Regions from separate parts of the Homo sapiens genome. Here region 1 is linked to region 2. A link is a contact called in ENCODE Hi-C or POLR2A ChIA-PET data. All regions are on one chromosome and are shown on one strand. The core of a region is the stretch at or near the end of the contact, and the rest is flanking DNA. Distances in the headings are between cores, read along the strand shown.

Evidence for each region. Hi-C counts contacts between places; a loop is a spot of excess contacts on that map. ChIA-PET counts read pairs that join two places held with the same protein, here RNA polymerase II (POLR2A). Pooled maps may share reads with other maps.
Region 1: a loop to region 2 is called in a pooled map, with 2.0 times the contacts of the local background. The contact joins the enhancer-like site here to the promoter of RINL in region 2. A Hi-C loop is called at or near these places in 1 of 168 maps with a recorded cell type or tissue (natural killer cell) and 4 of 50 pooled maps. POLR2A ChIA-PET finds 5 or more read pairs at or near these places in 3 of 52 experiments (CD8-positive, alpha-beta memory T cell, GM12878 and activated T-cell).

Annotation. Positions count from the first base shown.
Region 1 is chr19:38,684,549-38,687,977 of GRCh38, reverse strand. The region is part of intron 1 of ACTN4 (actinin alpha 4); the gene reads right to left. Among named protein-coding and RNA genes, the nearest start is that of ACTN4, 39 kb to the right of the region's middle. RefSeq lists enhancers at 1,943-2,002, 3,173-3,312. Within about 2 kb of position 2,042, at least 36 of the 41 ENCODE cell types and tissues checked have a DNase peak (open chromatin) inside an H3K27ac peak, as active enhancers do; they include GM12878 and natural killer cell, where a contact is called at or near this core.
Region 2 is chr19:38,876,532-38,879,980 of GRCh38, reverse strand. RINL (Ras and Rab interactor like) reads left to right here and starts at 1,706. Exons shown (of 12, transcript NM_001195833.2): 1 at 1,706-1,749; 2 at 3,200-3,288. The coding sequence starts at 3,239. SIRT2 (sirtuin 2) reads left to right here. Exons shown (of 16, transcript NM_012237.4): 14 at 279-349; 15 at 481-547; 16 at 671-1,421. The coding sequence ends at 826. RefSeq lists enhancers at 1,070-1,169, 1,210-1,329 and a silencer at 1,870-1,919.

The DNA of each region.
Region 1 (3,429 bases), core at 793-3,292, 190 kb after region 2:
ATCTTCTTTGGAGAAGTGTCTATTTGAATCCTTTGCCCATTTTTAACTGGTGTGTCTTTTTACTGTTGAATTTAAGAGTCCTTTATACATTTTGGACAGTAGACCCTTATCAGATATACAATTTGTAAATATTCTGCGGGTTGTCCTTTTACTTTAATAGTGTCCTTTGAAGCAAAAAGTTTCCAGTTTTGAAACAGTCTGATTTATCTATTTTTCTTCGGTTGTGTTTCTGCTGTCATATCTAATAACCATTGCCTAACCCAAGGTCATGAGATTTACACTTGTGTTTTCTTCTAAGAGTTTTACAGTTTTAGCTCTTACATTTAGGTATCTGATCCGTTTGGAGTTAATTTTTGTATATGGTGTGAGGTAAAGGTTCAACTTCATTCTTTGCAGATGGGTATCTATTAATAGTTGTTCCTGCACTATTTGTTGAAAACACTATTCTTTCCCCCATTGAATGGTCCTGCACCCTTGTTGAAAATCAATTGACAATAGATGTATGGGACCTGGGAGCTTTTTAAAAATACCTGAATTTCACCACAGGCAAAATGAGACAGATTCCCTCAAGGTGGGCCCTGGGCAATGACATTTGACAAAGTCCACCTAGTGAGTCTAACATGAAGTGAGGGCTGAGAGCGAACAATCTAATCCAACCCCCTTGTTCCATAAATGAAAGATCTGAGGTCTCAGTAGAACCAGAGGGGCTGGGTGCAGGGGCTCACGCCTGTAATCCCAGCACTTTGGGGGGGCTGAGGCAGGTGGATCATTTGAGGTCAGGAGTTCAAGACCAGCCGTCTTGAACTATTAGTAGAGACCAGCCGTCTCTACTAATAATACAGAAAAATTAGCCAGACGTGGTGGCACACGCCTGTAATCCCAGATACTCAGGAGGCTGAGGCAAGAGAATCGCTTGAGCCCAGGAGGCGGAGGCTGCAGTGAGCCGAGATTGTGCCACTGTACTCCAGCCTGGGCAACAGAGTGAGACTCTGTCTCAAAAAAAAAAAAAAAAGAGACTCTGCCACCAGATTTGTTAGACTGGAATGGATGCTTGGAGCTAAAAGAAACCCCAGGGTAAAGGGGGATAGGCGGCCCGGGGTAGGAGCTGCTCCCATCTGAGCCTGCCTCTGTTCTCAAACAGACTTCCGGAGCCATCCCACACATGGGAAACCAACCAACCAACCAACCAACCAACCCAAACCACTCAGATTATACGTCAAAGAACTGGGTTCTCCCCAAGGGGAAGAGCCTGCACTCCCCACACAGAGTCCAGGAAGAGATAGGTCTCAACCCAAGGCAGGTGGGGCCCACAGAGCGGGAGGCAGTGCTCAGCCCTCCAGGCAGAGCTTCTCACCAGGAGGAGGAGATGGTGAGGCCTACCTTGAAATAACTACCTTTAACAGAGGAAACTTACACTCCCAAAAGGCAGTTTTAAAATTAGGGCAGCAGCAGAGGCTGGGGCCTCCTCTGGCCCCATCTAGCATTTTGCTATGAAATGATCAGGCACACGGGGCCCTTCACCTGGAGAACAGGGAGGGTGAGCTACAAACACCCCATTTACTTTCAATGCTTACAGCTAAGCTCAGGTTTCAGGGTGGGGGTGGGGGACTACAGATCATCTGGTTTAAACTTTGATCTTTCAAAAAGATAGCCAAGTAAGCCAATTCTGGCCTTGAGACAGTGTGGCCTGGAATCTTAGCGAGTGCCTAAGGGGCCCAGTCTTTAGAATTAACGTTTTAGTCTGGACAAATCCGCCCAGGGATTTGTTCATCCAGACAAGAGGCCTTTGGCATTTGGGGAGAAAAGGTCAGACAGGGCACTGATGGGATTGTTATTTAGGCAAGTGCTACACACCCGTCCTGAGCTAGTGGGACCCCGGGAATTCCCCAGTAGATCTTGCCAGGTGCAGGAACTGCCACAGGAAAGGGGTGTCTGGAAGCAGGGCAAACACTCCTGTTTCTCCCTCTGTTCAATCTCTCCAGCAGATGGCTTGTTTTTTTGCTAGTATTCAAATGATCCGTAAACTGGGCCCTGCTGGTGGAAGGGTGAATATGCGAGGCCCTGGAGTAATCTTTAATCGTGGTAAGGGTTTTGTCTTTGACAACTGAAACTCCTGCTTGGTGATCCTTTTCCTTTTTCCTGTTTTGAGAGGCTCTGATTCAACAGTCCACCCGGCCAAGTCAGGGCCATCCTATTCCAGTGAAAGCAGAGAGGGGTGTCTCAGGGTGGGCATCCCAGCTAGGGTGGAGCTGGCTTGGTCTGGAAATCTGTGATCTTGACCATGTACAGCCCCCACAGACTTGGGCTTGTTTCATGCATACTCGGTCCCTGCGGGCTTCCTACTCTCTGAACCCAGGGTACGAAGATCCCTTTCAGAAGCAGAGTGAGTTTGGAGCACTGAGAGGATTAGGGGCCTTTATCCGCATAATTGAGTCCCCTCGATCCAGAGGTTGGGTGCTCACCAGCCTGCCTGCCCTTTGCTGAGGCCACAGGGCTCCTCTCCAGGCCTGCACCTCACAGAGGCTCCGTGAGCACTGGATGAGGGGGTGAATGAATCCCTGAGTCCATCTGGGAGGTGACTCCAACCAGAAATTTCAGGCTTGGAGTTTGAAGTTTGCCAGCAGGCAACTAATTCGTGGTGTTAAGAGTTACCTAAACTTGCCCTTAGCCTCCTGTGAGTGGGTGTTGGCTCCCAAGCACTAGGATGGTGTAGGGTACACAATTTGGGTGGGTTGGCCAAGCACGGTGGCTCACACCTGTAATCCTAGCACTTTGGGAGGCCAAGGTGGGTGGATCACGAGGTCAGGAGTTCGAGACCATCCCGGTCAACATGGTGAAACCCTATCTCTACTAAAAATACAAAAATTAGCTGGGCTTGGTGGCATGTGCCTGTAATCACAGCTACTTGGGAGTCTGAGGCAGGAGAATCGCTTGAACCCAGGAGGCAGAGGTTGCAGTGAGCTGAGATCACGCCACTGCCTTCCACCCTGGCTAAAGAGCGAGATTCCGTCTCAAACAAACAAACAAACAAACAAAAAGCCATTTGGGTGGGTTAAGAAATCACTCTGGATTTGGGGGTCTCTTTTTTTTTCCCTTGACAATATTCAGTCCATCTCAGATTCCTTGGATGCATGAGACAGACAACATTAGCAGTGTCTTGGGAGGATTTAAAAAAAGAAAAACCTGACCATGACCACAGAGAGAGAAAGAAGAGAAAAGAAAAGAAGAGATCAAAATAGGATTCTATAGCCAAAGAGTAATTATAGGATCGGGAGGAACCAGTAGAGACTGAAACCTCTGACTCATAATTGCTCCATTAAAAATGGTGAAACATCTGCCCTGGCCGAGGAACAGGGCTACACTCTCACCCTGGCTCGCCCCACCTACAAGCCTTCCTGGGGCTGGCATGAAGGGGTGGCTGTCTCCAGG
Region 2 (3,449 bases), core at 457-2,956:
GGTGCTGGGCACCTGTCATCCAGGCTACTCGGGAGGTTGAGGCGGGAGAATCACTTGAACCCAGGAGGTGGAGGTTGCAGTGAGCCGAGATCACATCATTGCACTCCAGCCTGGGCAACAAGAGTGAAACTTTGTCTCAAAAAAAACCAAAAAAACAACAACAAAAAAAAAACAAAGTCACAGAGCTAGGATACAAACCCAGGCCACCTGGCTCCAGGGTCTGTGCTCTTAGCTCTCCCTTCCCTGCTCCTGCCCCTGACCCACCCCCTCCCTGACAGTCGGACCCTTTCCTGGGGATGATTATGGGCCTCGGAGGAGGCATGGACTTTGACTCCAAGAAGGCCTACAGGTGAGGCCCCGCCGGGGGTTGGGGCAGCCTGGAAGGGACAGGGTGAGGTGGGAGCGGGGGCACGAAGGCAGATGAGAGGAGCAGGCAGGGGCGAGCCCGCCTGGGAACTCTGATCTCCTGCTGCACCGCAGGGACGTGGCCTGGCTGGGTGAATGCGACCAGGGCTGCCTGGCCCTTGCTGAGCTCCTTGGATGGAAGGTGAGGAGCTGAGCAACCCCAGCCTGTCCTGAGCCCCATCCCTGGACCCTCTCCCCACCCCATGGGTCCTCTGACCCCATGATGCACAGTGACCTTTGACTTCTGTGACCTTTGCTCCTGCAGAAGGAGCTGGAGGACCTTGTCCGGAGGGAGCACGCCAGCATAGATGCCCAGTCGGGGGCGGGGGTCCCCAACCCCAGCACTTCAGCTTCCCCCAAGAAGTCCCCGCCACCTGCCAAGGACGAGGCCAGGACAACAGAGAGGGAGAAACCCCAGTGACAGCTGCATCTCCCAGGCGGGATGCCGAGCTCCTCAGGGACAGCTGAGCCCCAACCGGGCCTGGCCCCCTCTTAACCAGCAGTTCTTGTCTGGGGAGCTCAGAACATCCCCCAATCTCTTACAGCTCCCTCCCCAAAACTGGGGTCCCAGCAACCCTGGCCCCCAACCCCAGCAAATCTCTAACACCTCCTAGAGGCCAAGGCTTAAACAGGCATCTCTACCAGCCCCACTGTCTCTAACCACTCCTGGGCTAAGGAGTAACCTCCCTCATCTCTAACTGCCCCCACGGGGCCAGGGCTACCCCAGAACTTTTAACTCTTCCAGGACAGGGAGCTTCGGGCCCCCACTCTGTCTCCTGCCCCCGGGGGCCTGTGGCTAAGTAAACCATACCTAACCTACCCCAGTGTGGGTGTGGGCCTCTGAATATAACCCACACCCAGCGTAGGGGGAGTCTGAGCCGGGAGGGCTCCCGAGTCTCTGCCTTCAGCTCCCAAAGTGGGTGGTGGGCCCCCTTCACGTGGGACCCACTTCCCATGCTGGATGGGCAGAAGACATTGCTTATTGGAGACAAATTAAAAACAAAAACAACTAACAATCCGGTCTGGCCTCCTGTTTCTTTCTGTGGGCACCCAGGGAAATCTCTGAAGGGAGGGGGTTAGATCTTGGGCCACTAAGGAACCAGAAAGTCTCCGGGATCCAGAGTGAGGGGTAACAAGAGGGTCCTCACGGGGGCCCTCGTGGCTCTGACCCCTGGACTCCCAGCCTGCCAGTGTCCCTTCCTCTAAGCCCCGTCACTAAAGGCCTGAGGCCCCAGAAAGAGGGAGGAAAGTTGACTTCAGATACCCCAGCCCCGCCTCTTCCCCCTGCCTGCTCAGCTTCCTCTCTCCACTTCCTGCTACTGCAGGCCTCTCCTCCGAGAACAGGTAGGGCCCCCAGGAACCGAGCATCTGGCATCTTCAGCCCCTGCTGCCTCCCTTTGGTATGAGGCAGCTGCCCTGACCCACCCCTGCCACGCACTGCCCACAGCCTCCTCTCCTGCCACGGTACACAAGCAGGCATCTGCTTCCCTCTCCCCTCCCCTCCCCTCCCTTCCTTCCTGCTCTTGCCTGGGCAGGGCACCTGCGCCTCCCTGCCCACCTCCCTCCTTCCTAATAACACCCTGGCCTTCTGGTCAATGGCCTAATGTATTTGTTTAGCTGCCTATTATCCATATGCTACACCTGCCCCAAACAAGAATGGAAGGCCCTGAGGGGAGGAGCCTGTCCTGTTCATCACCCTCTCTCCAGGGCAGAGGCACCTAATTCCAGCCTGTATTCAGTAAATACTGGATGGATGGAAGGAAGGAAGGAAGGGAGGGAGGGAGGGAGGGAGGATGGATCCTCCCCCGATCCAGGTCTCCTGCTCCTGGGACTGCTGCTGGGATAAGTGCCACCCTAAGTGATAACCTACGTAGGACTCTGTACCTGGTTAGGAGCTGGGGCCTGATGGGTGGATGAAGAGAGAGAGGAACAGATGTGTGATAAAGCAAGATGAGTAAAATGTTCATGGTAGAATCTTGGTAGTGGGCATAGGGATGTTTCCTGTACAATTCTTTCAGCTTTTCTCTATGTCTGAAATTTTTCATAATAAAATGCTGGGGGAAGAGATTCAGTGGCCCCTCCATGGTGTGGGAAGGGAGGAAGAGGGGATGTTATTACCTTTCCAGATATAGGGACTGCCTACTCTGGGCCAAGAACTTTTCCAGGCGCTGACTGGGTTTTGCCAAGGGCTGGCCCACATTTACACAGCCCCCATGGCTGTTAAAAATCTTAACATATTTCCTACCACTTCAGTAAAGAGCTATTGTTTTGAGTCCTCTCCCCACACCGCAAGACACACTGGCCTCTCTCCTGGGATCCCCAGATTCCCCACCATCCGGTACTAAAGATTTAACCCCTGCCGGCCGGGTGTGGTGGCTCATGCCTGTAATCTCAGCACTTTGGGAGGCCGAGGCGGGGGGATCACTTGAGGTCAGGAGTTTGAGACCAGCCTGGGTAACACGTCAAAACCTTGTCTCTACTAAAAAATACAAAAATTACCCAGGCGTGGTGGTGCACGCCTGTAATCCCAACTACTCGGGAGACTGAGGCACAAGAATCGCTTGAACCTACGAGGCGGAGGTTGCAGTGAGCTGAGATCGTGCCACTGCACTGCAGTCTGGGCAATACAGTGAGACTCCGTCTCAAAAATAAAATAAAGAATTAACCCCTGCCACGGCAAGCGGCCTCTGGGGTCCATTCTGATTGGTCAGGGTCTCTGCCATATTGATTGTAAATATCTTGAACATGACCCGAGGGCTAGAGCAGCTTTGAGTCTTACCTTTCTCCCTGCCAGAGGCCAGGTCATGACTCACTGGCTTCCTGCAACCTGACGATGGCCCAGCCAGAAGACAAGGCACCTGAAGTCCCCACAGAGGGGGTGAGGTGAGGCTACTAGGGCTGAGGCTATGCCCTCCTTCCCCTGCATCCAGAAACCCTTTCCATCCAATACCTCCCTCACTACAGAATCCTGAATCACATCTCTGAGCCTCTGCCCTGGGCCTGCCCCTTCCTGTACCTTTGACCTCACCTCATTGTCCCACTGC